Linked DNA regions of Homo sapiens: region 2 is linked to region 1. A link is a loop called in an ENCODE intact Hi-C map of the cell type or tissue named here. Cell type or tissue: heart right ventricle. All regions are shown on one strand. Each heading gives the region's core, and the rest is flanking DNA. Links, peaks and the distances in the headings are about the cores only.

Evidence for each region. A loop is a pair of places that touch in the nucleus more often than their neighbours do. Peaks named below come from ENCODE experiments on the same cell type or tissue, not always from the same donor. Only the 100,000 strongest peaks of a DNase experiment are listed, where the experiment ranks them.
Region 2: it touches region 1 in a loop (3-fold over the local background); 12 of 110 quality-filtered maps call a loop at or near these places.

What each region holds. Positions count from the first base shown.
Region 1 is chrX:9,343,841-9,359,294 of GRCh38, reverse strand. No RefSeq gene overlaps it. Among named protein-coding and RNA genes, the nearest start is that of TBL1X, 110 kb to the left of the region's middle. RefSeq lists enhancers at 6,394-6,503, 6,524-6,583, 5,662-6,861. In heart right ventricle, for the core only: no CTCF peak of the experiment used is centred there; a DNase peak (open chromatin) is centred at 6,455.
Region 2 is chrX:9,435,563-9,451,016 of GRCh38, reverse strand. LOC107985634 (a long non-coding RNA gene) reads left to right here and starts at 7,493. Exons shown (of 4, transcript XR_001755795.1): 1 at 7,493-7,650; 2 at 12,418-12,509. RefSeq lists a silencer at 10,569-10,769. In heart right ventricle, for the core only: no CTCF peak of the experiment used is centred there; no DNase peak of the experiment used is centred there.

The sequences.
Region 1 (15,454 bases), core at 2,478-10,477:
GGCTAACAAGCCCTCTGCTGTACTTTAAGGGTGATTTCTATGTAATGGCCCCAAGATGCACTCTGGAAGTTGCATTTTTGATTAAGTCCCACCCATCTTCATCAACAGTGACTTCTTTCTTGGAATCAGACTTTGGAAAACAATTTTGATTGAGACGTATTCCGGCTCATTAAGGATATAGAGTACAGGTTGAGTGTCCCTAATCCAAAATGCTACGGCCCACAAGTGTTTCATGTTTCAGATTTCTTTTTTGGATTTTGGAATATTTTCATGTACATATGAGATATCTTGGGGATGGGACCCAAGTCTCAACATGAAACTCATTTCTGTTTCATATACACCTTATACACAGACCTTGAAGGGAATTTTATACCATATGTATATTTTTTATATGGCATAAAAATAATAGATATATTTTTGAGACAGGGTCTCACTCTGTCTCCCACTCGGGAGTGCAGTGATGCGATCATAGCTTACTGCAGCTTCAACCTCCTGGGCTGAAGTGATCTTCCCACCTCAGCCTCCCAGTTAGCTGAGACTATAGGCACGAGCCACCATACCCAGCTAATTTTTAAACAATTTTTTGTAGAAACAGGATCTCACTGTTGTTGCCCAGGCTGACCTTGCACTTCTGGGTTCAAGTGATCCTCCCGCCTAGGCCTCCCAAAGTGTTGGGATTACCGGAGTGAGCCACCACACACAGCCTATATAATATTTTTAATAATTTCGTGCATAAAACAAAGTCTTAACCACATTTTAACTGTGACCCCTCCCATGAGGTTAGGAATGAAATTTCCCACTTGTGGCATCGTGTTTGCACTCCAAAAGCTTTGGATTTTGGAGCATCTCAGATTTTGGATTTTTGGGTTAGGGTTTCTCAACCTGTATTTTACTTTATTTTATATTGTTAGAGACAGAGTCTCACTGTGTCACCCAGGCTGGGGTGCAGTGGCACGATCATAGCTAACCACAGCCTTGAACTCCTGGATTCAAGTGATCCTCCTGCCTCAGCCGCCCGAATCACTGGGATCACAGGTGTGCACCACCGTGCCTAGCTTCAACCTGTATTTGTAACTATTTTTTGAGTTTATGGGGAATGCTATCTTTTTTTTAGTGAGACTATGAAAATCAAATACAGATCCCCAAACGGTATGGTGGGAAGTTGGGTAGATTCACAAACTCCTTCGGCTCTAGAATAAGGGCGATAATGCACATAGAGCGCTTCCTCTGAATTTATTTGCCCTAATTAACCCTTCCTCCTGGCCTTGGTACCCTGGAGGTAGCTTAGAAACAATGTTCAGGCTTAGAGAGAAGCTCAGATGGTCCCACTTGGGTACGCAGGAGGCCTTCCCTCGTGGAAGCTGTATGGGGAAAGCAGATAAGCACTGGGGCCTCCAGAGTAATTTTTCTGGTAGTGGAAACAAGAAGTGCTGCAGGTAATCAGTCTTTATTTTCTTCTTTTTCTGCCTTCATCCGTGGTCTGTTTGGCAGTTACCCAAATTACAAGACTTGACAGTCATTTCTATTTAATAAGCTTGCTTTGAAGCCCAAGAAGCACCCAGTGTGCAGCTCTGCCAACAGGGAATCATTAATGCTGAACAGACAAAATGTGCATGTGTAATTGTTTTCATTGAAATAAGCGCCCCATATACCCCCTGCTATTTAATGAGTACACACAGGTTAACTAAGACCAGGACACCAGACACAGTTGCCATCTCTGATCACTTGCTTAAGCATGTGAAAACAGAAAACAGGCTTGGTTTTGGATGACAAATAGGATTTCACTTTTTTTTTTTTTTTTTTTTTTGAGACAGGATCTTGCTCTGTCACCCAGGCTGGAGTACAGTGGCACAATCTCAGCTCACTGCAACTTCGACCTTCTGGGCTCAAGCAATCCTCCCACCTCAGCCTCCTGAGTAGCTGGGATCACAGGCATGCACCACCACACCCAGCTAATTTTTGTATTTTTAGAAGATATGGGGTTTCACCATGTTGCCCAGGCTGGTTTTGAACTCCTGGCCTCAAGTGATCTGCCTGCCTTGGCCTCCCAAAGTGCTGGGATTACAGGCGTGAGCCACCGCTCCCGGTCAGAATTTGCTTTTTTACTTTCACCTTCCACTTCCACTTTAGCCTAATTCCCAAAGTGAAATAAGTCTGACTAACAGAGGAAGAATGAAGACATTTAAAAGCTTCTTTTTGGACATCTATTTCTCCCTTCCTGGACAGTTGGTGGTTACCAGTAAAAGCTAAGACACTGGCAAAACTTCTTGGCATTCCATTAGAATTTTAGTCAGGCTGCGGTACATCCCTGTTTCATAGGAAAAACTGGGAACCAGATTTATACAGGACACAGAAACCTGTATTTCTTCATATGTGAGAAGACAGGAATGCTGGCCCGGCTGTCATTGAATTTCCTGAGTTTTACTACCTAATAAGGCCAGTTTTTCCTTCCTTCCTTCTTCCTTCCCTTCCTTTTCGTGCTTCACTTAAGAACCATGGGAATTATAACCCTACCTCCAGATTCTTGATTCTGAGATGGTGGCTTTGACATGGTACCTCTTCCCAGCATGGGGCCATCAGCTTTCCATCCAAACCCACTCAACTTGCTGCAACCGAACTCAGTGTCGTCCCCACCCAACTCTGTCCCTCTTCCATCTTGTTTACTTAAATCGCTCCCTCCTCTAACTCATCATCCTGCCTGAAACCTTTCCATCACTTTTTACCAAATTCACCAAAGTCCATCTACATACAGAAAAGCACACTATTGATAAGTCAACAGCTCCCCAGATCTCATAAACTGAATGCTTCCCTGGAAGCGGCACCAGGTGAAGACGCAGAACACCGCCAGCGCCCTGCACGCCCTTCTGCCTCTTTTGAGTTGATGTCCTCCTTTCCCCTTTATCCTGGAGCCCTCACGCCTCCTGGGCCCTCTTCTCCTTTGTCCCTCAGTCCCGTCAGTACTTCTCCCCATCTGTTCTCACTGTCAGCTTCAGGCTAGAACACAACTCTATCATGTCTGTCTCTTTACAAAAACCCACTCTTGCTGTCCAGAGCTATGGTGTAAAAAAAGCCCTCAGTTTCTTAACCTAGACTCCAAGGTCCGCTGGGACTTGACTTCATCCCGTATTTACAGCCCTATTTCCCACAATTTTTCCTCGAACTCCTTATGATTGAGCCAAATGGAAATATGCAGTGACCTGGTAATAGAATAATGACAACAGAAATAACTGAATGGTTTTGAACGTTTAACAATGCACCAACCAGGCTCTTGGTTAAGATGTAATCTATTTTGTTACTTATAGCAACCTCATGAGATAGGTGATATTGTTAACCCCACCTCACCGGAAGCTGAGTGACTTCCTCAAGGTCACACATCCTGTGAGTCATAGAACTGCCATCGAGACTCAAAGGGTCTGAGCTTGGGGCAAGCTCTATGTACAAGTGTCAAGGTTTCCCACATCGGGATTGTGCTCATGCCATTCCACCGTTCAGGGCGTACATGACCAATATTTATCCATGTCTGACCCACTCTGCAAGACGCAGCTCACACGTGTCCCCTCCAGTGGGCTCTCCCTGGTTCCCCCCATTGGAAGTGGTCTCTGAACACCCAGAACATTTTCCTCATCCCTCTTCTGACACACTTCCTTTAATTCGTTTAACAAATACCGTCAATTCTCATTATTCAAAGTAGCGGTGTTCTCTACAGCCTCCATGCGCACCAAATTAGCAAATACTAAACTTCTGCTCCTAGGAGAAACACACAGGTCGGGGTCTTGGAGCCTCTTGTCAAACATTTTTGTCAACGGATCAATACACAATCTTGTTTTGTGTGTCTTCTGCTGAAGACACCTCATTTAATATATGTTATTGATCCATTAAGGTTGAACTCACGGCCAACGGCACTGTAACTCATACGTGAATAATAGCTGTCAAATGTGTATTTTCTCTGTGAGGCACATCACAGCCTACTTGTTTTAGGAACAGAAGACAGGACTTCAGCTCTACACTTGGGAACCATTTTAATAAGTGAAATAATTAGTTAGAAGTACAAACATGCAAAAAACATGGCACGAGGTAGGCTGTGAAAAAGACACTGGTTTACAGCAATGAGAGCTGAAACAGGAAGGCAGAGGGTCTCCTCGTTTGACCTCAGCTGGGAACATGCATGTTGAGCAACTTCAAAGACTTTGACCACTCTGTGCATATCCGAGGATGACTGTGAAGCTCGCCTAGCTGTGGATCACCCCCTTACACAGCTGCTGCACTTCGTGGCCCGGTCATGGCACTCCACACGCATGACCTCCCATCCTTACCTGTCTTGCCTGGGCACCGATGGACGACTTCCTCAAGAACTGGGTCTCAGGATGTCTGGGGCAGAGCTCTGAGCACCCCTTAATGAGATGAGATTCCAAAGGATTCCCCTGAAGCTCTGACCAACCCCCGATGCAAAGGGATCTTGAGCCGCTGTGGTCTCACCTACGTAGATACCGATATTTGTAAACTTCTTCCTTTGCTTTGTGAATGCTCTGGCTGTTTGTAAATTCCTCTCACTGACTGCAGATCCTTTTACAAAGCCACCCACTCAATGGTAGGATCCCTGTCTCTCTTCTCTCAATGCTAGCATAGAGCTTCGCCACATAAGTGGTTATTCAATTAAATAAAACTTGAAAACCTACAGGAGCAATACCATTAATTAGAAGGCGCTTACTTTATTCCAAAAAGAGTTATGCCAGACACACTCTGGTCTGCTTGCTAGAGTCTTCTTATTTCTTGAGCATACATCTTGTTGCTTTTGGAGGAGGATACGATAAGAATACTGAGTGGCTTAGCTTGATTTCGTAGTCCCTTTGAGTGAACTAGATCCCTAGACCTGGGTTCATGGAGCCTGTGGAGCTGAGGCCAGAAAGAGAAGCAAAGTTCCTCAGAGCCCAAGAACTGTTGACCTTAGGTCCTGTACAAGAGTCAGCAGGGCTGGAAATGCAGGCAGAATATTAGCTAGTATTGCACAGACACTTCTAATTGTTTTTTGTTTGTTTGTTTGGAGAACGAGACTCGCTCTGTCGCCCAGGCTGGAGTGTAGTGGTGCGAACTTGGCTCACTGCAACCTCTGCCTCCCGGGTTGAAGCTATTCTCCTGCCTTAGCCTCCGGAGGAGCTGGGATTACAGGCACCTGCCACCATGCCTGGCTAATTTTTGTATTTTTAGTAGAGACGGGATTTTGCCATGTTGGCCAGGCTGGTCTCGAACTCCTGACCTCAGGTGATCTGCCCGCCTAGGCCCCCCAAAGTGCTGGGATTATAGGCGTGAGCCATTGTGCCTGGCCCACACACTTCTATTTGTATGGTTCTCAACATGCAGGTATGTGTTTTGTAACCAAGCGTAGCCCCCTGTTGGACATCGATGGGTTAGTTGGTGTGACTGGGTCCTTTCTTTTTTCTTTTCTTTTCTTTCTTTCTTTCTTTTTCTTTTTTTTGAGATAGAGTCTCACTCTGTCACCCAGGCTGGAGTGCAGTGGCGCCATCTTGGCTCACTGCAACCTCTGTCTCCTGGGGTCAAGTGATTCTCCTGCCTCAACCTCCCAAGTAGCTGGGATTACAGGTGCGTGCCACCATGCCCGGCTAATTTTTGTATTTTTTAGTAGAGACAGGGTTTCACCATGTTGGCCAGGCTGGTCTCAAACTCCTGACCTCAAGTGATCCGGCCGCCTTGGCCTCTCAAAGTGCTGGGATTACAGGTGTGAGCCACTGTGCCAGGCCATGACTGGGTCCTTTCATGCTGCTCTTTCCATTTCTTTGCAGTCCTGGAAGCAGGCTACTTTGGGCAGCTGTCCTTGGCTGCTGCTCCCCTGCACCTTAGGATCCTTATGAAAAGCGACTCTATGCAAAGAGACACGCAGCTAATGCGTGCTGTAGGGTGAGTGGAGAGCCTGGGGGGCTGGGCTACAAAAACCTATGCAACCCAAGCCCGATCTGCCTGACCTTGAATTGGTTTACCACATGTCTCTCTCTTACCAGGCAAATCTCCAAGGAGTCTTTCACTTTGGACAGTACATCCCCAAATCAAAGACTGATTCATAAAAAGAACTGATGAAATGTTGCCTTTTGCTCAGGCACCCTATCACACATGTTTTTCCGGAGTCCCTTGCCATTTCTTCCTTGCTGACTCAGAGTAATGATGGAGAACAAAAAGCCAGGAGGATAGAAAAAAGGAAAGCTGCGCTATCCAGAGAGTCTGGGGAAAGAGCCAAGCTTTTCTCCCCAACCCGCATCTTTTTGGTTGTTGTTTCAAAGAACTTGCTTTGCCCCATTCAAGCTGCAGGGAAATCTCTTTTGCTAGAGGGTGCAATCAAAGCCGGTGGGGCATCTCCATGCAGTGTGTAGGTCACAAAATAGCTCTGAGGACATTGAAGGCCTGTGGGACGTTGCACAATGACATACTGGACCCGTTAGACACGCAGTGGGTTTCGCTTCCTGTACATTTCTCCGAAAAACCTGCCGAGTCATCGACAGTTATCACCACCTTGCAGAATTTACGAAAGCTTCTAAGCAGTCATCTGAATAGTTTCTTTTGCTTCTAGGGCTCCTTGTACTCCTGTAATTTAAAATTTGTTTAAATAATAAAACCAACACACAATCTGGGGCAAAATTAAAATTCCAGGGAAGGCAGGCCAGGTTTTGCTGGATGGGATCCTTCAAGAAATGTGCAGATAAAACAAGGACCAGCAGCTCCTTTTCCTGAGTCTCCTGAAGCGAACAAGTCATTGTTAGGTGCATGGCTTGATAAAGAGAAGTGACAAGAAGATGGTATTTTAGACACTGAGAAATGAAAGCAAGTGTGCGTCGTGTCTAATGCAAATTACTGCTGCCCCTAGAAAAGAAAGGTGTGTGTGACCATAACGAAAGGAATAAGTTTAAAAAAAATTTGCCAAGTTAGCAGATTTCTGTCTCAAGAATGTAACAAAAACCATTTTTTTATGTTGAGGATTTTTTAAAGTTAAAAACAAGTCATCTCCTAAGAAAAGATAAGAATGTGATTCCTGAGCTGAGGGTATTTGCATTTTGAATTTTTGTTCCTACCTTTCAAGTAGGAATTGTGCCAAGAAAGCATAAACACAGAGAAGGAAATGGGTGTTTGTATTTGTAATACCTGCCTCAGGAGAGGAGAGAAGCCAAGAAGAAAGGGTGTGTGATTAACTCCTGAGCGCACTTGGAACCCAATGCGGCCAGAGATGTGAGTTGTGGGCCAGCAGGTGGATCCCTGTGGCCGCAAAATTTTGCTGTGCGACTGCTTGCATCAGTGGTGTTGTGGACGCCTTTAGGCAAGGTGTGTCTGTGGCTTGCTGGTATTTCAGCCAAGGAATGTGTCAGAGTAAGTTCAGCAGCCACAACAAGAGAGGATGTGTAGTGTTTCTGGGAGGGGCTTGTGTTGTTCTCAATTTCCGGGTACAAGGCTGGGTGCAGTGGCTCACGCCTGTAATCCCAACACTTTGGGAGGCCGAGGCGGGCGGATCACCTGAAGTCAGGGGTTCGAGACCAGCCTGACCAACATGGAGAAACCCCATCTCTACTAAAAATACAAAATTAGCCAGGCGTGGTGGCGCATGCTTGTAATCCCAGCTCCTCGGGAGGCTGAGGCAGGAGAATCGCTTGAACGTGGGAGGTGGAGGTCACGGTGAGCCGAGATCGCGCCACTGCACTCTAGCCTGGGCAACAAGAGCGAAACTCTGTCTCAAAAAAAAAAAAAAAAAAAAAAACTCCGAGGACAGAGTGATGTTAGACCAGACAGTGGGTCTCAAACTGTGGGTGTGTTTCAGCCACCTGTGATGCGTGTTACAAAGGCAGTCACCTAAGATCTCACCCTGGAGCTGGGATCCATGGAGCTGGGCAGGTTGAGGTGGTTCCAAGTTCAGTACAGGTGGTTCAAGGTCCCTACTCTGAGAAACTGACATCAAATGAAAGAAGACAAGTTTAGCGTGACAGTCCTTTATCTTCACACCTCATAATTGGCAAGCCACACTGCTTAGCCACATTCAAAGTCACTGGCAAGTGATTTTATTTTATTTTCAAGCGTGGGACAACTTAATTTTGTGAAATGTATATTTTTTGGTCATAGCATAAGCTACCACTCCTCAGTTCTTTTTGGCTGTTTTACAAACCAGTCAGGAAATGTATGGCAAAAACAGCAAAAGGAAAGTCGATTTTAAAAATGTACGATGCATGTTTTCGTTGTATAGACATTAATAATGAAAACAAAAGGAAAATTTTGGCTCTCGAGAAAAATGGAAGTGCCTAAAACGTTAATTTTTTTTCTTTTTTTCCAAATACCCAGACGTCAAGGAGACTAAAATGTAAATTTTAACCTAAAAGTATGAATGTTTTGGGTAGCTGGTTATAGTATCATCCTTGTGATTTGGAAAACATTCTAATGTAACCTTTCCCTGATTATATAGAGATTAGCTAGTATTTTATGTGTAAGCAGGGCCAGCTTTGCTGCCTTGTGACAGTTCAGTCCCACATGGACTGGTTTAATGTTCTGCAACCTCCATATTGCAATGCCTCATCATGTTGTCTTTGAGTTTGTATTTTGAAAGCGACGGTCTGACAGGACAGTGGAGCATGAGCCCAGGGCTTGGAGGTGCCACCTCCCTGCCTCCCAGGATGGACTCTCTGTGCTCCACTTCCCTGCCCCCATCCAATGATGTGGCTACTCTCTGCCTTCTGGCAGGCGCGGAGAGGTTCAGGTCAGCAGGCATGTGCCCCACCTGCCAAGTCGTGGGTGGGACCCCGGGAGCCTGTGAGAGTCCACATTGGCCCTCCGAGTATCCCTATGCCCAAAGAGGTGCTGCATTAAGAGTAAAAAGCAAAAGCCAGGCGCAGGAGTGTGTGCCTCTAGTTCCAGCTACTTGGGAGGCTGAGGCGGGAGGATTGCTTGAGCCCAGGATGTCAAGCCTGCAGTGACCTATGATTGTGTCATTGTATTCTAGCCTGGGCCACAAAGCAAGAACCTGTCTCTAACAATAATAAGAATAAGTGAAAAAACACCATGACAGGTCCAGAACGACTGGGGAGGAGGGAAGGAAAAATCTTTCTTTTCTGCTTTTGAACAAAGGACCCCAAATTTACATTTTGCACTGCGCCCCACAAATCATGCAGCTGGTCCCATGTGTAAGTCATATATGAACACATCGCTCCACTGCAGGATAATGGATGCAGGTCCAAGAAAGGGGAAAAGGATGACTCATTCCCCCACAAACAATTCACAGGGAAAGCATTCAGATGGCCAATTGCTCACCTAACATAGTTTATAATTCCTAACATAGTTCTATAAATGTTGCAGATTACATTTTAAAAACCCGTGGATGCTCTGTTTATTTTTTAAAAATAGTTATGCATTATTTGTTTCCCCAGTGCAGCTCTGTGCAGTGACAAGCAGTTGGATGGAATCATGCGCAACAGCTCTCTGTAATGTAGAAGTGACACACTGTCCCCAAACTGCCATGTCTTGTTCCTCATAGGCAGGCTACTCTCCAGGTGTTTGAAGGGACAACTTCAGCAAGGGGAGAGATCCCATGATTCCCCCAAAGACAGGAACGTGTAGTGAGAAGGCAGAATGGCACTCAGGAGGTGCCCCAGGGACTGGTCGGCAGCCAGCAGCGGGAACAAGGACTGGCCAGATCCCTGGTCTTTGCTAATTTCATTGAGCTCATTACCATGCTCTGCTGTGAATGGAATCGTGTCTTTTTTCCAGTTAGTCTTACGATGGGTCTTCTTCTTCTTTTTTTTTAAATTTAGAAATGTTTTATTTCCTTGCAGAACTCAGTGTACCAATGGATCTTCTAAAGCAGTTATCCATGTAACCTCAGTGAAGAGGTATGGTTCTTTCTCCCACCTCAACAAAACACAGCACACTTGGTATTACATAATTGGTTGGAAAATATTTTGACAATATATATATGTATTTTCATGTAGTTAAAAATCAGCAAAGCAGAAATACATTTCTGTATACTCTTAAGTCAGTGATTCTCAACTGGGGGCAATTTTGCTCCTCCCATCCCAGGGGACATTTGGCAATGTCTGGAGACAATTTTGGTTGTCACAATGCGGGGCGCGCCTGGCATCCAGTGATGGAGACCAGGGATGTTGCCAAACATCTTACAGTGCACAGAGCAGCCCCCTACAACAGAATTATCCAGTCCCAAATGCCAGTGGTGCCAGGATTGACTTACATAAACGATTCTATTTTTAGAAGTGTTATTCAGTTCCATTCCCCAGCAATAATCTAGCATTATTTCTTCCCCAGGAGAAGCTTCCATGAACCAGAATTCAGAATATTAACTTATAGGAGCATGCCTCCCAAAAGGCGATTGTGGGTTTGTCTCTATCATAAAATACAGAGGAATGTGCAGTCTGAGAATGTTCACAATGGGAGCAAAGTGGAGGCATGCAGCCCTGCCTTGGGAGTGTTGGAAGGAGTGTATCACGAAGCTCCAACCTTGCCAGTACAAAAAGGCAAAAAAATTGAAAGCTGCCAGGCAGCTTTCAAGAATTTGGATGTGCAGGCCACACCCCAGACCAATGAAACCCCAGTCTCTGCCAGTGGGACCTGGGTGGTGGGAGTGTTTGAAGCTCCCAGAGTGCCCCCAATGTGGGGCCAGACTGGAGCATCACAGGACACATGGTTTAGATGTGGGGTAAGCGGGATTAGCTGTGCAGGAGGCAGTGACCAAGGGATAGGACCAACACCGCTCCACATAAGCTAAGGCAACTGACGCCTGTGCAAATCCACTGCAAATCAGCCCTCATTTAAATAATAACTGTACAGTCAGAGACTGTGGCTGGGATCCAAAGTTGGCTGGGGTCTACATGGCACACATGGGATTAATAACATCAAGCATGGAGATATTGGTGAGAAGGGGGAAGGAGAGGCAGGAACAAGCTCTCTTTTATTCATTACTGAGAATTCTCCTTCCAACTTATTTTAGAGTTAACTACAAGATCTGTTTAGTCAATGAAGTGACTGGAGCGTTTTCTTTTCTTTTTTTTTGTTTATTTTTTGAGACAGGGTCTCACTCTATCCCCCAGGCTGGAGTGCAATGGTGTGGTCTCAGCTCACTGCAACCTCTGCCTCCTGGGCTCAAGCGATCCTCCTGCCTCAGCCTCCCGAGTAGCTGGGACTACAGGCACCTGATACCATGCATGCCTGGCTAATTTTTTTTTTTTTTTTTTTTTGAGGCAGAGTCTCGCTCTATTGCCCAGGCTGAGTGCAGTGGCGCCATCTTGGCTCACGGCAACCTCCGCCTTCTGTGTTCAAGTGATTCTCCTGCCTCAGCCCCCTGAGTAGCTGGGATTACAGGCGTCAGGACCGCCATGACGCCTGGCTAATTTTTGTATTTTTAGTAGAGATGGGGTTTCACTATGTTGCCCAGGCTGGTCTTGAACTCTTGAGCTCGAGCAATCTGCCTGCCTTGGCCTCCCATAGTGCTGGGATTGTAGGGGTGAGCCACTGCACCAGGCCGAGACTGAGGCTTTTCTGTAGTTGAGACGACAGTTTCTCCATGTCAGCACCGTGAACATTTGGGACTGGAGCATGCTCTGTGGTGGGGCCGTCCTGTGCACGGTAGGGGGTTGACCAGCATTCCTGGCCTCCACCCATGGGATGTCAGGAGCACCCCCCGCACCTGTTTGAGACAACTCAAAAAGTCTGCAGACATTGCCTAATATCCCTTGTGGGGTAAAATCCCTGCTGGCTGAGGGCCACTGGTCTAGACCAAAGCTTTTTAAATTGCTGAGGTGCGTATCTCAAAAATTAGTTGGTTGTGCATTCAGTTGAGTGGGTAGTGACTAGCACTGAAAGCATGAAATGGAAGTGGATAGCCCAGAAAATTATAGAATGAGCCCATGGCAAGGGGAAGGATAAGTTCATGAGCATCATGTCACATTTTGGTCACATATATGTGTATGTGGGTCTTGTGTTTCTGTGTGAAATGTACTTCTTACTGTGGATGGGAGTTTCCTGGGGGAGAAGGAACCACCAAACAGCTCACGCTAGTCAGATGAGGTTAGTTCAAGGAGAGCCTAAGGAGGCCGGGCTTAACCTCATACATCGCCAGTGACATAAATGGATGGATTGGTATTATTATTATTATTATTTTATTATTTATTATTATTTATATATATTTATATATAATTATATATATAATAATTATATATTTATTATTATTATTATATTTATTATTATTATTTTAAAGACAGAGTCTTGCTGGGTCTCCCAGGCTGGAGTTCAGTGACGCCATCTCAGCTCACTGCAACTTCCACCTCCCTGGTTCAAGGGATTCTCCTGCCTCAGCCTCCCGAGTAGCTGGGATTACAGGCATGTGCCACCACGCCCAGCTAATTTTTGTATTTTTAGTAGGGACAGGGTTTTGCTATGTTAGCCAGGCTGGTCTCAAACTCCTGGCCTCAAGAGATCCGCCTGCCTCAGCCTCCTAAAGTGCTGGGATTATAGGCGTGAGCCACCGTGCCCAGCAATTTATGGATGATTTTGTATGGCATATGGGAAAGGCAGCGAAACACCATGGCAAAGATGATCTGGTGCAGAGTGTCTTGGGAACCAGCAGGAAGGCAGAAAAGGCTGGAAGGACTGAGCTCAAGTGCATTCCCAAAGCAACGAGGGCTTAGACCCAAGTAGGAAAGCAGAGAAATGGTCTTGAAGAAAAAGCCAGGATTTGTCACAGATTTGCTCTAGCACATGCTAGCTTTAGAGTGGCCTATCCTGAAGGTATTTTGCCTTTAATAGGTCTATAATAGGGGCCTTTTTTCACTTGGAGACAGTGCCTGCAAAAATGATCTGTTACACTATAACTTTTTATTGTGTTTTTTTTTTAAGAGACAAGGGTCTTGCCGTGTTGTCTGGGCTAGTCTCGAACTCCTGAGCTCAAGCGATCTACCTGCCTCGGCAGCCCCAAGTGCTAGCATTACAGGAGTAATCCACTGTACCCGGCCAACGCTATAACATTTTTAAACTTGAGAGTTAATCAAACTCTAGAAGAGTTTCTTGAGATACAATTTACATAGCGTAAAATTCACCCATTGTAACTGCATAATTCATTGTTTTGTTTTTAGTAATTTACAGAGTTGTGCAATCCTGATGGTAATCTAATTTTAGAACATTTCCATCACCCCAAAAAGAAACCTGGCGCAGGCTGGGCTCAGTGGCTCCTGCCTGTAATTCCAGCACTTTGGGAGGCTGAAGCGAGGGGATCGTTTGAGTCCAGGAGTTTGAGACCAGCCTGGGCAATGTGGAGAAACCCCATCTCTACAAAAATACAAATATTAGCCAGGTGTGGTGGTGTGCCCCTGTGGTCCCAGCTATTAGCGAGGCTGAGGTAGGAGGATCAATTGAGCCTGTGAAGTTGAGGCTGCAGTGGGCTGTGATTGAGCCACTGCGCGCCAGCCTGGGCAACAGAGCAAGGACCCGTCTCAAAAAAGAAAAAAAGAAAAGAAAGAAAGAAACCTTGTGCCCACTGGCAGTCTCTTCCCATCCTTCTCCTCCCCTCACCAGCAACAACCACTGTTCTACTTTCTGTCTCTAGCCTGTTCTGGACATTTCTTATAAAATAAATCATACGATATGTAGCCTTTTTGCATCTTGGCATAGTGTTTTCAAGGTTCAACCACGTTTTGGCATTTCAGAACTTCATTTCTTTTTATGGCTGAATAACATCCATTGTATGGATAGAGCACATTTTGTATATCCACGTATCCATTGATGGGCATTTGGATTGTTTCCACTTTTTGGCTCTCATGGGTGATACTGCTGTGAGCTTTCATCTAGGAATCTGTGGATGCATGTTTTCATTTCTCTTGGGTAGACAGATATGGTTGATCACATTGTAACATTGATATGATTGATTAAATTATTGATTATTGATTAAAAGAACTGAAGGTCCACTATGCGAACCAGCATTCTGAAGATACCAGAATGGCTCTGGAGTTAATTCTTTCTTACTAAAGAAATGGAAGTCAAGGGGTGATGATTTGTGGAAGGCAAGGCTGTGTATTGTTCTCAAATTTCTTCTTTTTATGTTCAATATTCAATATTCCTCATCAAGTTGTGTGATGAACACAAAAAGAGAGGTTCCTTCAAGCCAACCACCAATCTCCTGGGGGACTCTTCATAAACTCAGGCCATGAGCTTTGAGGCCTGTGAAGTTCATCATTAACACGTGACTGTTTTCTTTCACTGTGATGCCAAAAATCATGTCCCACATTGAGATTTGTGCCTTTCATTTTGGCCTGACACGGTGGCTCACACCCTTAATCCCAGCCCTTTGGGAGCCCGAGGTCGGTGGATCATGAGACCATCCTGGCCTTCATAGTGAAACCCCGTCTCAACTAAAAATACAAAAATTAGCTCGGCGTGGTGGCGCGTGCCTGTAGTCCCAGCTACTCGGGAGACTGAGGCAGGAGAATCCCTTGAACCAGGGAGTTGGAGGTTCAAGGGAGCAGTGAACTGAGATGGCGCCACTGCACTCCAGCCTGGTGACAGAGCGAGACTCCATCTCAAAGAAGGAAAAAAAAATGTCACTCAGGGCCGGGTGTCCTGGTTCACGCCTGTAATTCTAGCACTTTGGGAGGCCGAGGCGGGCGGATCACTTGAGGTCAGGAATTCAAGACCAGCCTGGCTAACATGGTGAAACACCATCTCTACTAAAAATACAAAAATTAGCTGGGCATGGTGGTGGGCACCTGTAATCTCAGCTACTCAGGAGGCTGAGGCAGTAGAATTGCCTGAACCTGGAAGGTGGAGGTTGCAGTGAGCTGAGATCGTGCCACTGCACTCCAGCCTGGGGAATAGAGCGAGTCTCCATCTCAAAAATAAGAAAAAATAAAATCCACCATCTTGCTGAAATGCACATATGTATATATATCAACATGCAAAACACTCTAGTAGAGAATATAACAGAAGGGAACATTTCCACTCCCCACCGCCAATATTTAGGCTTTGCAGGACATCCCCAGAATGTGGCGGGCAGTGCTTTGGGAGAGAGGGCTCCTCCCGAGGCTCTGGGATATTAGGATATTGGCGATGCCCCCCCCCCAGACACCTGGAGCACCCCCTACTGTCCTGTTTTGCTCACCCTCTTTTCTTTTCTTTCTTTTTTTTTTTTTTGTTGAGATAGGGTCTCGCTTTGTCACCCAGGCGTGAGCACAGTGGCACGATCATGACTTACTGCAGCCTCAACCTCCCAGGCTCAAGCAATCCTCCCACCTCAGCTTCCCAAGTAGCTGTCACCCTCTTTTCTGACATAAGGTCTAACTAAGGTCAAGAATCAGCTTTAGGCTTGGAAACTTGGCCAATGTTTTCTGCCTTTAACTCTAGAAAGTTTCAGACAGGAATTCCAAACAACCCCAGTGCAGGCAATGGCAACAGACGGACCCATGGTGCAGAGGAA
Region 2 (15,454 bases), core at 3,007-11,006, 91 kb before region 1:
CTGTAATCCCAGCTACTTGGGAGGCTGAGGCAGGAGAGAGAATAACTTGAATCCAGGAGGCGGAGGTTGCGGTGAGCCAAGATCGTGCCATTGCACTCCAGCCTGGGCAACAAGAGCGAAACGCCGTCTCAAAAAAAAAAAAAAAAAAAAAAAAAAAAAAAGAAGTATGCTTCTAAAAGAGTAGTTTTCCTTTGCACAGGTCCCTTTAGATGACTAAAATAAACTTTTTCAGTTGACTACATAATTTCAAAGTGGTTTGAATTTTTAATGTTAAAGTTCTTCCCAGAAGTTTAAAATGGAAAGGTTTCACGTATGAGCTAAGAATATGAAATGGTGGCTGCCTCTCTCCTGGTTTTCTGTATTTTTGTATAAAGGGGACAAAGATAGACATTACAATAACTGCATTAAATATGTGATTCTATTTTTAAGATAGATTAATGTTTGTTGAAACATTAGGTATGCAATGAAATGCTGTAAATAAAAACCTAAGAATGTCCAAACATCCACAACCCCAGTCCAATCATGAGAAGGCATCATACAAACCTAAACTGAAGGAGATTCCACAAAATACCCAATCAGCACTGCTCCAAACTATCGAGGGCATCAAAGACAAGGAAGCATGGTGAGCCAGTCACAGCCCAGAGGAGCCCAAGGTGATACGATGACTTAATGCAATGTATAATCCTGGATGGGGCCCTAGGACAGAAAAAGGACATACATGGAAAAACTGGGCATTGAGTTATTAGTTATGTACCAAGATCAGTTTCATAGTTGTAACAAAAGTACTATGGAGGCATAAGGCTTTAACAATGGAGAAACTGAATTATACACAGGAACTCTCAATCTTATCTTTCTGTAACTGAAACTATTCTAACATTTTACAAGTTTGCTTAAAAAATTAGAATGCTGCACTGCAGCTGATTTGAAAGATAATTATTTTGAAACATACAAAATTTCTATACTACACACATGTACAATTGCATTTTTTTTGAGAAAAGGTGTCACTATGCAAATTAAAAACCAACAAGTGGTAGAAGCTGGGTGTGGTGGCTCATGCCTATAATCCAAGCACTTCGGGAGGCTGACGTGGGAGGATCTATTGAGTCCCGAAGTTCAAGACCATCCTGGGCAACATAGTGAGACTCCATCTCTACAAAAACAATTTTAAAATAATTATCAGGGTGTGGTGGTGCGCCTGTGGTTCCCAGCTACTTGGGAAGCTGAGGTGGGATCATTTGAGACCAGGAGGTCAAGGCTGCAGTGAGCCATGATTGCACCACTGCACTCCAGCTTGGTAACAGACAAGACCCTGTCTCATAAAAACAACAACAAAAATACAGTGGTAGAAGACTCCATCTCCTCCCATTTTCCCTGCTCTTCTTTCTTCCCTGCACACCCACTCCTCAACATGCTTGTGCTGTTCCCTGAATGTTTGCAGCTTCTTGTCACCTGCACCCAGTGCTGCTTCTGTGAGGACGTCTCCTCCAGGAGGGACCCCAGGCTTCTCCGAGCATTTCGGTCTCTGCTCTGATGGGTGCCCTCTCCCTCCCTCTTCACCAGTCTTTCTTTCATGGGCTAACATGTTCATGTTCATTTGCTCATTAGTTTTTTGTTTTTGTTTCTTGAGACAGGGTCTGGCTCTGTCTCCTGGGCTGGAGTGCAGTGGTTTGACCATGGCTCACTGCAACCCTGGCCTCCCAGGCTCAAGCCATCTTCCCATCTCAGCCTCCTGAGTAGCTAGGTTTACTAACGAGCACCAACATGGCCAGCTAATTTTTGTATTTTTTGGTAAAGATGGGGTTTGCCATGTTGCCCAGGCTTGTTTCGAACTTCAGGCCTCAAGTGATCTTCCTGCCTCAGCCTCCCAAAGTGCTGGGATTACAGCCATGAGCCACTGCGCCTGGCTTGCTCATTAGTTTTAATTGTCTGTTCCCCCAGCCAGAATATGAGCTCAGTGGACATGAAGAGGGTTGAGATGGAGGGAAGGGAAGGGAAAGGAAGGGGAGGGGATGGAAGGGGAGGAGATGGAAGGGAAGGGGAAAGGAGGGAAAGGAAGGGAAAGGAGAAGAGAAGGGAATGGAGAGGTGGTGGTCTTTTGATGTGTCCGCTTGCCTAGGCCACAATCCTCAGTTATTCCATCAAATACCATTTTCATTCTCTAGGGCCGCTCAAACAGGGAACCACAAACTAGATGGCTTAAGACAACATAAATTTATTCTGTCAGATTTCTGAAGGCCAGAAGTCTGAAGTCAAGATGTTGGCAGGGCCATGTTCCCTCTGAAGGCTCTAGGGGAGGATGCTTCCCTGTCTCTTCCAGCTCCCGATGACAGCTGGCAGTCCTTGGTGTTCCTTGCTTAGTAGCTGCATCACTCCAATATCTGCCACCATCTTCACATGGCCTTCTCCCTCCCTGTATGTGTGTGTGTGTCCAGATCTCCCTCTTCTTTCTCTTATAAAGACACAGGTTATCCAGTTAATGGATTTACCGCCTCCCTTAATTCAGTATAGCCTTCATTCAACTTGATCACATCAGCAAAGACCTTATTTCCGAATAAAGCCCCGTTCACAGGTACCAGGGGTTAGAACTTGAACTTATCTTTTTAAGGATACACAATCCAACCCACTACAAACACTAATCTAGGTGTTGCTTCCAGGCTGTTTTGAGATGTAAATAAGGTCCATAATCAGTTGACTTTAAGCCGGGGGAGAGATTATCTTGGATAATCAGGTGAAAGGCCTCTATAGCAGGACTGAGGCTTCCCTAAGGAAGAAGAAATTCCTCCTGTGAACAGCCAGTGCCCAAGAGAGTTCCAGTCTGCCTTCTTAACTGTCTTCCCTACAAATTTCAGGCCTGCCTGCCCAGCCCCACCCAATGACATAAGCCAATTCCTTGCAATAAATCTAGCATGTATCTTCTACTGGTTCCAGTTGTCTGGTTGAATCCTGACTGGTCTATCAGGATTGGAGAACTGCCTTGGGTTTCTTAGATACACACAAGTGATACAATTGGTTCTAGCATGACGAAGGGCCATTTGTGTTCTATGAAGACCATTTGTCAGCAAGGCACTGGGGTTCCTGTTCCAGGGCACCTAAGCAGGAGTTCTTGGCCCACAAAAGTGAAAGTTGAATTTTACTGTGTAAGCTCCAAGGATTTAATTTTGAACTGAGTTTTCAGGAATTATTTTTCTACTTAAGCATACTCAATAAAGCACTTATAGACTTGTAAGGGATCCAAGTGTAAATGTTTTACACTGGACCAGACCGTGAACGTTGGAATCCAGACACCTGGCTTTGCCACTTAGTAGCTGTGTAGCTGGAGCAAATTATGCAGCTTTGTCCTTCTGAATTCCAAGATTTTCTGTTTGTAAATAAGGAAGGGATACTAATAATAATAGTAATAATAGTACCTTCCCACTTTCGTGAGAAAATTGCATTAGATATTATATGTAAAACTAATTTAGCTAAAAAAAAAATACAAGGTAAATTTACACAAATCCTTATTAAATTATGTATTTGTGAAAGAGACTGCACATAAGGAGAAGGTAAGGGTTTTTTTTTCCTCCTTTGGGAGATCCTTCTGCTACAACCTCAGAAATCATTCAGGTTTAAATACTTTCTATTTTTTTTAACTGTAAGTTCACTTGGTGTAAGAAAAAAACAACTTTGCCAGAACCTATGGGCAAATTTCAGAAGCTATATAAATATGACAGAAATGTAGTTACAAGCATAAAGTTTTTTTAGACAGAATTTCACTCTTGTTGCCCAGGCTAGAATGCAATGGCACGATCTCAGCTCACTGCAACCTCTGCCTCTTGGGTTTAAGCGATTCTTCTGCTTCAGCCTCCCGAGTAGCTGGGATTACAGGTGCCGCCACAACTCCCGGCTAATTTTTGTATTTTTAGTAGAGACGGGGTTTCCCCATGTTGTCCAGGCTGGTCTCGAACTCCTGACCTCAGGTGATCCACCCGCCTCGGCCTCCCAAAGTGCTGGGATTACAGGTATGAGCCACAGTGCCCAGCCCAAAGTTGTATATTTTATTTGCCATGTAAAATACTTTAGAGCGGAAATACCATTGGATAAGTTAATCAAAAAGTAGGTAAAAATTTTTGTTAGGGTTCATTTATATGAAAGTCATTGAAAACAGAGACTTGTATAAAATGAATGATCCAACTCTCTTTTCAAATTGCATTAGTTATAATTTCTAATGGATCTGGAAGTTTTTAGATACTACTTCATTTAATACAATTCTGACTTCCTAAGTCATGATTCAAAGCTATTCTTAAAATAGCAACTCACTGGCTCCTCTAGCAAAAATAAACAAGCTGAAAACAAAAACCCTTTTAGTAATACAAATTTAATTCTGATCAAACAAACATTCACTGAGTACATTTTATGGATTTGTGGGGGAAAAAATTAAAAAAAAAGACACAGCCTTATCTTCTAGAAACTTATCATCTCTTAGGAGACAAGCTCTTTTTTAAAAATTTTTTATTCTTTTTTCATTTTCCTTTTATTTTACGGTGCTCTACACATCCAGAGAAACTTCTCTAGTAACAAACTATAGAAATGATCCCTGAGTCTTAGGAGAAACTCTTAACTCTCATAAAAGTTCTGAGTGATAAATAGTAGAAATGAGTGTGTGTGTTTGGGGTGAAGGTTAATCGTCTCACGAGGATTTACATATCTATTTTTCTAAGTTTGGACTTTGCCTAATGGGTGTTCTAAAAGTTTGCTATTCTGTATTCCTTTCTTTTTGAAATTGCCCTATTTATAATTTTATTCAATGAAATGCAGAAATATTAAAATGAAAGGAGAAAACCATCTAATTTTCAAAGGCACATCTAGTGTGACTTCATGATAGTCCACCATAAATTACCGAGGATAATTGAAGAAATTGTGTTCACCAACATGTTGAGGCCTGCAAATTCCACAATCTCCACTGCAGTGCGGGTCTGGAAAACTCAAAACAGCACACGCCTGTTCCCTGGCAGGAACTCTTTCTATCGCTTCCTTTCCTTTCACCTGCTTTCATCTGCTGGCTGGGTTTCTGGGAGATTATGGTGGGGAATGTCTGACATGTGCTCACGGTCTACCAGCACTTACTCAGTCCCTGGCCTTCTCCAAGAACCAAAGCAGGTATGAGACCCTTACTGGCCATTGGGTTGGAGAGAGTAGACAGGGAGGACCAAGGACACCAGCGCTCACATCTTTGTTCCCACTGCCACGGCCATTGAGGACGCCGAGAGGCTGTGGCCTTGCTGAGAAGCCATGCAGCTCTGCACACAGGGTGCGTCACTAGAAGCAGGTCACCATTTCCACTGGTGAGAACGATTCGGCTGAAGCTAATGCATCATTTAGCCTGTTTAGAGAAACAGGCAGCATCTTAGGGTGTGTTTTTTTTGCTTTTTCTTTTTTTGAGACAGAGTCTCGCTCTGTCGCCCAGGCTGGAGTGCATTGGCGCGATCTAGGCTCACTGCAACCTCTGCCTCGCGGGTTCAAGTGATTCTCCTGCCTCAGCCTCCCGAGTAGCTGGGACTACAGGCATGTGCCACCACGCCCGGCTAATTTTTTGTATTTTTAGTAGAGACGGGGTTTCCCCATGTTAGCCAGGATGTTGTCAATCTCCTGATCTCGTGATCTGCCCGCCTCGGCCTCCCAAAGTGCTGGGATTACAGGCGTGAGCCACTGCACCCGGCCGTTAGGGTGTGTTTTGAGGCACACACTTTAGTCCCTGGGAACCCCAAAGAGCTAAGTGTTCCATAAACAAATGTGACAGGGGTCCCACGTCATGCCTAGTAGCAGGTTATGATTCTTCTGTGTGTCCTGTTGCTGTCTCCTTTTCCTCTGTGGAAGGAGTGCGACTCCACCCTAGGGGCTTGGGGCTGTATCTGTGGACTCCTAGTGATGATCTGGCCCAGATCTCACCCTTCACCCAAGGAAACTCTGTCCCTGTTACTGAATTTCCAACTTTTGTCAGATAGACAACCTTCTCCAAGTTACCCAAACCTTAGCCTTGAAACCTTCTGTAACTATTCTCCTCCCCACCAATCCCAACAAGTCCCCACAAGCTTCCCATCCAGCTCCTCCTGCCTTTGCCAGCCGTTATCACCTGCCCTTTCCTTCTAGCTCCACTGCCCCTGCTCAGGACCTCTTTCCCCATAACTGGATTATTCTGACAGTCTCTGAATCGCCTCTGACTTTAGCCAGCTTTAACCGTGGTGTCTTTGTTCTCTCGGGTTGCTCCTGTAACTGTAACAATCTCCTGCCCCTCCCCACCTACTTCACTTCCTGCCTGCTTTTCCAGCGGCACTCAGCTATTCCTGTCTTTTCTGAGTATCAGGGAGCGCTTGGGGCCTCTACCAACCATGGGGAACTTAGCACATCCTGCCTCGTATCCCAGCTGAGGCTTTCACTTTACACCTCCTTCTGCCTGGCTGAGTTGGAAGGTCCATGATGTCCCCGCATCATTCGTGATGCCCAAGGTATACCTGGGTGGGGAAAAATGTCCTTTCTTTGATTGGTTGAGTAGTTATTCCAAGAGTATGATACACTAAGTGAGGATACAAACGAGGGAGGAGCTCTGCTTCAGAGCTGGAGCCGAGGGTTTTGAAGAGTGGGGAGGGGCCGGGCTCCATGGCTCGCCCTGCAATCCCAGCACTTTGGGAGGCCGAAGTGGGCAGATCACTTGAACCCAGGAGTTCCAGACCAGCCTGGCTGACATAGTGAAACCCTGTCTCTACAAAAACTACAAAAATTAGCCGGGCATGGTGGCATACCCTGTCGTCCCAGCTACTAGGGAGGCTGAGGTGGGAGGATCGCTTGAACTCGGAGATTGAAACTGCAGTGAGCCATATTCTCCCCAATGCACTCTAGCCTGGGCGACAGATCAAGACCCTGTCTTAAATAAATAAATAAATAAATAAATAAATAAATGAAGGAAGAGTGGGGAGGGGCAAGGAAGAGAGACACGACGGGAAACTTCTTTGAGAAGGGGGCATGACTGGAAACTGTTTTATTTATTTATTTATTTATTTTTTGAGACGGAGTCTCGCTCTGTCGCCCAGGCTGCTCTGTCGTGCAGTGGCGCGATCTCGGCTCACTGCAAGCTCCGCCTCCCGGGTTCACGCCATTCTCCTGCCTCAGCTTCCCAAGAAGCTGGGATTACAAGCGTGCACCAACACGCCCAGCTAATTTTATTTATTTATTTATTTATTATTATTATTTTTTTTAGTAGAGACGGGGTTTCACCGTGTTAGCCAGGATGGTCTCCATCTCCTGACCTCGTGATCCGCCCCCCTCAGCCTCCCAAAGTGTTGGGATTAAGGCGTGAGCCACTGCACCCGGCCGACTGGAAACTGTTTTGGGACGCGGCCATGGCGGGAAACTCCCTCGGGAGAGGGGCATAATGGAAAACTGCTTTAAGAGAGCGGCCATGACAGGACCTTGGGAGAGGGGCATGATGGGAACCAAACTACGGAGAGACAGAATGCCCAGAGTTAGTCCCCCTCCCTCCGCCCCGCGCCGCGTGGGACCCGTTGAAGGAACCACCTGGGTTCCGTTAGGGCTGGCTGGGAAAAAAGATATGATGGAAAGACGTGGGGAGACGTCTCAGTGGTCTACTGTGGTTGCTCCTGGGCTGGAGAAGATCAGGTACAAGGCGGGGGTTGTGGGCGGGGGCTGAAGGAAAGTGGGATGTTATTTTCCCGTTTGCTTCCCTTTCAAGTGAACCAACGTTGACATCGCTGCATGTTCGTTTCCAAACAAATCTTTCTAAACAAAATGGTCTGTGTCTCGTCTTTTAAAAAGGCCACGTGTATTCTCGCGGCCAAGTCTTTGTTCAAATCTTCCCTTTGTCCATGAAGGCCATCACCCTGCCTCTCCAAGTCTCCCTCCCGCCCCTTCGTCCAAGTCTCCCTCCCGCCCCTTCGTCCAAGTCTCCCTCCCGCCCCTTCGTCCAAGTCTCACTGCTTCGGTGAGGCCTCCGGGACCTTTCACAGCCCTGAGCCTTGGGGGCCACCCTCTGTACTGGAGGAAGCCGTGTAGTCTGTGTCATCAGTTACCACTGCTGTCTGCATTTTGCGTTTCTACCCTGCAAGCTGGGCCTCTCCTGAGGGCCGACTCTTCTTTATGACAGTCACAGTGCTATGCTTTCTGTTCATTGACATATCATGAGTTCAAACGACAATTCTAAAATGGCTTGTGTGGTCTTGGGGGAAACGGATCTTGTCTAAGAAGGGGAGAAGGGAGGGTGGAAAAGCCTATGAGTCACAGGGATTTGGCTACTTTGGGAACCAGCCACCTCTAGTAGTTTTATGTTAGAGACTGAGGCATGGGAGTGGGGTGCTGCAGGCAGGAGACTCATATGCTTGTGTCCTACAATTATTTCACAGAGAATGCCAACCTTTCCAGCATGCTATGTATAGTACAGTGCCTTGCACACAGGTGATCAATAAATAGTTGAACACAGGAAAATGCCCTTAAATATTATTTTCATTTAAAAATAAATTTAATGAATTACTGACACATGCTATAATGTGGAAGAACCTCAAAAGCATTATGCCGAGTGAAAGAAGCCAGACACAAAAGATCACATATCACATGATTTCATTCATATGAAATGTCCAGAATAGGTAAATCCATAGAGACAGAAAGTAGATTAGTGGTTACCAGGGGCTGGAAGAAGGCGATAGGATGGGGAGTGACTATTGAATGGGTATGGGGCTTTTTGGGAGGCTGGTGAAAATGTTTTGGCTCTAGACGGAAGTGAAAGTTGCACAAGTCCGTAAATGTGCTAAATGCCACTGAATTGAACACATTAAAGTGGCTAATTTAGTTATGTGAATTTCATCACAACTAAAAAAAAACACAGGAAAAACTTTCGTAAAACTTTTTTCAAAATAAAATTAATTTAATACATGAAAAAGTAACCAGAAACCATTTCCCCACTGGACTGCAGAAGCACAAAAGACCCTTCTACTTGATGTTTGGCCAAGTTTTTATTTCAGAAGTAGCAAAAAGGAACACCTGAAATCAGAACCTACTGCAAATATACATATTAGTGTAGGTTCAGTCCCCTCACACATTTCCCAGCACTGATTCCTCAGCCATCTATATTGAAACCAGAATGTTGATTGCTTGTGCTTCATTGGGCAAATAACTGTTTTCTTCCTTCATAGAGACAGTAAATGATAACAGCTTAGCTCACAGAAAAAGGATAAGCAATACCAGATTTGGAACATATTGAAAGCTGTATCGATCTATGGATTCTACCATCTACAGAAATGGTCAGTGGCTGTTAGCTACAAGAACCTGTCAAGCAAAATCAAAGTGTAGAAATACAATTTGTATGTCTTTGTCCAACATTGAAGGGTGGAATTAGAACACATCAAGAGGGAAATATGAATAATATAATATTAAACACTTAAGCACTACATTTTTGTGCCAAAGCTGGTTGAAAAAGAATAAAGTAACGTGCAGCAAAAATAACCCTTGGAGGGCAAAGGTGTGGTGGGGTGGGGAAGAGAAGGAAGAGGGTAAAACAGAATATTCCAGCTCATGGGTCTCCTGAATGGTTCTTGTTGAGTTTTAATCACTCATTTTATATTCTGTTGCAGTGTCTACTGCACCAGCCTTGGGCTAGGTTGGATTTTTGTCTTTATTTTATTTATTTATTTATTTTTGAGACGGAGTCTTGCTCTGTCGCCCAAGCTGGAGTGCAGTGGCACAATCTCGGCTCACTGCAACCTCTGCTTCCCAGGTTCAAGTGATACTTCTGCCTCAGCCTCCCTAGTAGCTGAGACTACAGGCTTTTGGTTTCACGTGACTAGATTGTCTCTAGGATCAAATGTTTATCCTAACTACAGCTCAAAGAATTACAAGTGTATTTTCTGTTAGAGTCTTGTGGAGTCATTTTGCTTTCTTCCAAACACATCTTTTTCATTAAAGCCTCTTGAAAATGTTTGCTTAGTGGTTGCAAAAGCAACCTGTAGCACAAAAAATATCAAGTAAAAATAGTGAACAGAATCTGTGGGTGTATTTTCCCTGTGCCGAATTCCCCTTTCTTCCCCCTCCCCCATTCCCTGCTTCAACAGCTCCAGATCAGTAGGAAAAAATCCAATCGCTATATGCCCTACAAAGGGTGGTTTCTCCTCCCTCTTGCCAACATGATTTAGTTATGTAAAAAACATCAACTCTGAAAAGCATAATGCATTCATTCCCACCAAAAATAGTGCATTTAGGTTTATTAATGTTTGGGAACTTCAAGTAATGGAAAAACTGAGCCACATAAAAAGAGATGCATGATAAGTTGCTCTGAATTTAGCTCCATTTTATGATTAAGAACCCAGCACAACCAGTTGACAAGTCAGCCAGGCCTGTTGACCTTGCTTAACTTCCTTCTGAAAGCTCAGATGAAAACAAAAAGTTCCCTAAGCAGATGAAAATAGCTGCAAAAATAAATACGATATCTTGCTACAGGTTAAATAGGCTCTAATGGGGCTTCAGAAGATATTAAATGTTTTAAACAGAAGAGTGGTTAAAAATAGAGAGCAAATGTAAATAATCCAGGGGTTTTTTTTTTCCTCCAAGTTATTTTGGGGCTGAAAATTGCAGGTGGAGGAAGATGAGTAAGTGATACTTAAAACCAGTCTTTCCCTTGATCTTGTTTCATTACAGTCTTCATCTAAAGCTCTTGCAAAACAGTGACTGCTCCAGGTTGTTGGGGTGGATGGTCTAAAAGATAACTTTGGGGATTGGGTGAGTGAATGTGGCCCAACCTCAGGCAAACTTGTGAAGGGGCAAAATTTACCCTGTGCTGCTGGCTTTCTATTACTATTTTTTCTCTCATTTCTCCCACCCTCAAGGTGTGTGGAACAAACTTTGCTTTTGGCGGGGCGGGGGGAGGTGGGGGGGTCTTCATGATCCCTGTTCTTTTGTGGGATTCTGGCCTTCTGGCCTCTTAAGTGTGGGTAGGACGTATGTTTTGCTTCTTTTTTTTTTTTTTTTTTTTGACAGAGTCTTGCTCCGTCTCACCCAGTCTGGAGTGCAGTGGAGTGATCTCTGCTCACTGCAGCCTCTGCCTCCTGGGTTCAAGCGATTCTCCTGCCTCAGCCTCCCAAGTAGCTGGGACTAAAGGCGTGTGCCACCACGCTCGGCTAATTTTTTTGTATTTTTAGTAGAGACAGGGTTTCACCATGTTGGCCAGGCTGGTCTCGAACTCCTGACCTCAAGTGATCCACCCACCTTGGCCTCCCAAAGTGCTGGGATCACAGGCGTGAGCCACCGTGCCCAGCCTGTTTTGCTTCTAACCAGGAGAATATGGCAGAGGAGATGGGATGCCACACCAGTGACGAGGTTCCCTGATGCACAGTCTTGAAGAAGCAAGCAGCCATGGGGCAAGGAACCAAGGGCAGCCCCCCCAGGACCGCCCCCCAGCCAGCAGCCTGCAAGAAGCCAGTGCCCTGAGTCATGAAACCATTTTTTTTTTGGAGACAGAGTCTTACTCTGTTATCCAAGCAGGACTGCAGTGGTGCAGTTACAGCTTACTGCAGCCTCGACCTCCAGGGCCCAAGTGATCCTCCCACCATAGCCTCCTGAGTAGCTTGGATTACAGGTGTACATCACCATACCTGGCTAATTTTTCAAATTTTTAAATTTTTTCTAGGGATGGGGTCTCACTATGTTGCCCAGGCTGGTCGCAAACTCATGGGCTCAAGGGATTATCCTGCCTCAACCTCCCAAAGTGTTGGGATTACAGGCATGAGTCACCACACCCAGCCTGAGGGATCTTGATGGTGGATTCTTTTCCATCCAAGCCTCTAGATGAGAATGCAGTTCTGCTGACACATTGACTACAGCCTTGTGAAACCCTGAGCAAAAGGCACAGTTAAGCTGAGCTCAAATTCCCAACCCATGGAGATTCTGAGATAACAAACGTGTGTTATTTTAAGCCACTGCATTTGTGGCAGTTTGTTACTCAGCAATGGGCAAGTGTTATGGACTGAATTATGCTCCCCCCACAAATGCATATGTTGAAGCCCTAAGCCCTGGTACTTCAGAATGTGAATGTATTTGGAAATAGGATCTCCAAAGAGGCAATTAAGATAAAATGAAATCACTAGGGTGGGCCCTAAACCAATACGACTAGAATTCTTATAAGAATAGTAGATGAGGACACAGATGCACATAGAGGGACCACCATGTGAGGACACAGGGAGAAGACAGCATCTACAGGCCAAGGAGAGGTCCCAGTAGGAACCAGCCGTGCTCACACCTTGATCTTGGACTTCCGGCCTCCAGGACTGTTGGATAATAAATCGATGTTGGTTAAGCCACCCTGTCTATGCTACTTTGTCATAGCAGTCTAAACAGACTTAATACAGTAATTAATACACAAATGCTTGTGTTTTATTTCTACAGGACCTATTCTTACTATCCATCGACTGATTCCATCCATCGCTACCCATCTGCCACCCATCTGTAACCATCTTTCTTGCTCTGAAAATAATACGGTAAGGATTTATAGCTTTACTTCTCCATTTTATTAGGGGCATTCTGCAAATGGAAATGTTTTAAGGCCCTAAAGGAATCAGCCAGTCCCCAGCGGAGACCTCTGAGGAGGAGGAAGATGCAGTTCTTCCTCTTTCCCTCAGTTTTCATGGTGCTCAGGCATTAGGTGACAATGTCTATCATTGGGGACTAGGAGGCAGGAGGCAGAATGGCCCATGTATGTGTCAGGGTTTGCTTAGGGACCCCCAAACATGATCATGGTGCCACACCCAATGTCAGAGAGATGGTCAATGAGTGCCTGAAATGCTGTGGAGGTTAGAGTGGAAGAGAAGGGTGGGCTTGGAAGGCTCCGGGGAGGGAGTTCAGGTGGGAGAGGGTGACATGAAGGCAGGCAGAGAAAGCTGATTCCAGGACCAGCTGGATGGAGCAGGGAGCTTGGAGCAGAGTAGAAAGGCCCCGCAGCTTTCACAGGGTGCCAGATTGACAGCGATAAGGAAGGCCTTGAAGTGCTTTTGGCATGGTCTGCTCTGTTCCTTAAAGAGGCGTGGGTCTTCCCCCAGAACAAAAGAGTACGCTTTGCTAATAAGCCTGCAGGACAAACACATTTCGTGGTTAAACAATTCAGCAAGAAGAACCCATTTGTTGCTCTTGCAAGCTTGACTGGTGGCACTTCGTGCTAGCTCCATCAAGCTGCTTTTTGTTGCAAAATACTTGGATGCCCTAAAAGATTGGTGCCTATTGTAAGACAGAGTCTAAGGTTCCAAGACTATTTAGTCTGGGGTCACAAACACCAACTTTGAAGCAAGACACTCCAGCCTGGGTGAGAGAGTGAGATCCTGTCTCAAACAAACAACCCCCCCAAAAATACAAAGGGAATGTGTCCTAACTGTTCTTTCATGCTAGCAACTTTTTGTTGGGGGGCGGGGGGAATCTCACAACTTTATTGAAAAAAAGTGCAATGAGATTTGTCAACAGCTTAAAAGAAAGACGAAACTTAGATACCTTCCCTCAAGCACAGGACCAAAGGCAGACTGGACTCTTTCTGGATATTGTAGTCAGACAGGGTGTGTCCATCTTCCACCTCCTAGCAATTTTTAAAAGTTTGTAAAAATATATTAAAATGGTGACAGACTGAGGATGTTTTCCCTTGGTGGACTGGTGTGATGGTTAATGTTATTTATCCACTTGACTAGGTCATGGGGTGCTCAGACATTTGGTCAGACATTCTGGGTTTGTGTGAGGGTGATTTTGAGTTGCAAGTGCAGCATGACCTGCTATGGGAACATACACACGTCACTTAAACAGCTGTGTTCAGATTCTGCCTCTGAGAACTGGGGCTAGCATTACCTCTCTCACAGGGTGGATTTGAGGGCAAGGTAATTTCTGTATTCAATACTAGGCTTGGTATACAGTATTTGCTCAACACATTGAAGCTATGATGATTCACTGAAACATGGATCTCAATTAGTACAAGTGTGAGCAGGCACAATATTACTTAGATGACTTTGCAGAATTCAGTGCAAAATACGAAATAAAACAACTACCAAGAAATTGGGGGGAAGAGACCTGAGAATTATGAAGGGGCTGATTGACCCAAAATACAAACCATTAGGCTAGAGCAGTGACTCTCTGACTTGCACACACATCAGAACCTTCCAGAGGGGTTATGGAACCCAGATGGCTGGGCCCCAGTCATTGAGCTTCTGATTTAGCAGGTGTGAGGGAGGCCCAAGTATCCGTTTTTTTTTTTTTTTTTTTTTTTGAGACAGAGTCTTGCTCTGTCACCAGGCTGGAGTGCAGTGGCGTGATTCAGCTCACTGCAACCTCCGCCTCCCGGATTCAAGCGATTCTCCTGCCTCAGCCTCCCGAGTAGCTGGGACGACAGGCACATGCCACACCCAGCTAATTTTTGTATTTTTTTGTAGAGATGGGGTTTCACTATGTTGGCCAGGCTGGTCTGGAACTCCTGGGCTCAAGTGATCTGCCTGCCTCGGCCTCCCAAAGTGCTGGGATTACAGGCGTGAACCACTGCGCCTGGCCATATCTGCATTTCTAACAAGTTCCCAGCAGATGTGAATGTTTGTCCGAGGAACACACTTGGAGAATGAATTGCTGTGCAATGGAAAGTTGCTATTGGAATGCTTGTTTTTTTTTTTTTTTTGTTTTTTGTTTTTTTAGACAGAGTCTCACTCTGTCGCCCAGAGCTGGACTGCAGTGGTGTGATCTCGGCTCACTGTAACCTCCACCTCCCGGGTTCAAGCGATTCTTGTGCCTCAGCCTTCCGAGTAGCTAATTTTTGTATTTTTAGTAGAGACAGAGTTTCACCATGTTGGTCAGGCTGGTCTTGAACTCCTGACCTCAAGTGATCTGCCTGTCTCGGCCTCCCAAAGTGTTGGGATTACAGGTATGAGCCACCGCGCCTGGCGTGGATGGAATGCTATTAATAGTGCATGCACTTAACCAACATTGGAGGATTGCAAGTGCCCACTGCTAAGTGCTCAGGAAAACCCAGAACACTGAAGACATGACTCCTGCCCTGGAAAAGCATGAAGCCTATGGAAGGACATAAGCCCACCCTACATCAGACTATAATGAGTGCTGTAACGGGTGGGCAGAGGTGCCTGGGGGCTCTCAGAGCAGGGACCCTGCCCTTCCTTGGAATAAGGAGCTGCTGTGCTTCCCCGATCTCAGGGAGTGCAGGGGGCCCCAGAAGTCTGGGGTTGGAATTCAGGTACCTGAAAACCTTGCAGTGAACTTCATAACTCTTAAAATAAAACAGCCACTTCATTATGCTAGAAAGTAATATTAAAGGCCTTCCTCCAGGACACTGAGTTCTCTTTGGCCAATCCCCGCTTCATTGAAGTCACACAAATAACTACAAAGTGTCCAGGTGTGGTAGCTCATGCCTGTAATCCCAGCACTTTGTGGGGTGGAGGCAGGCGGATCG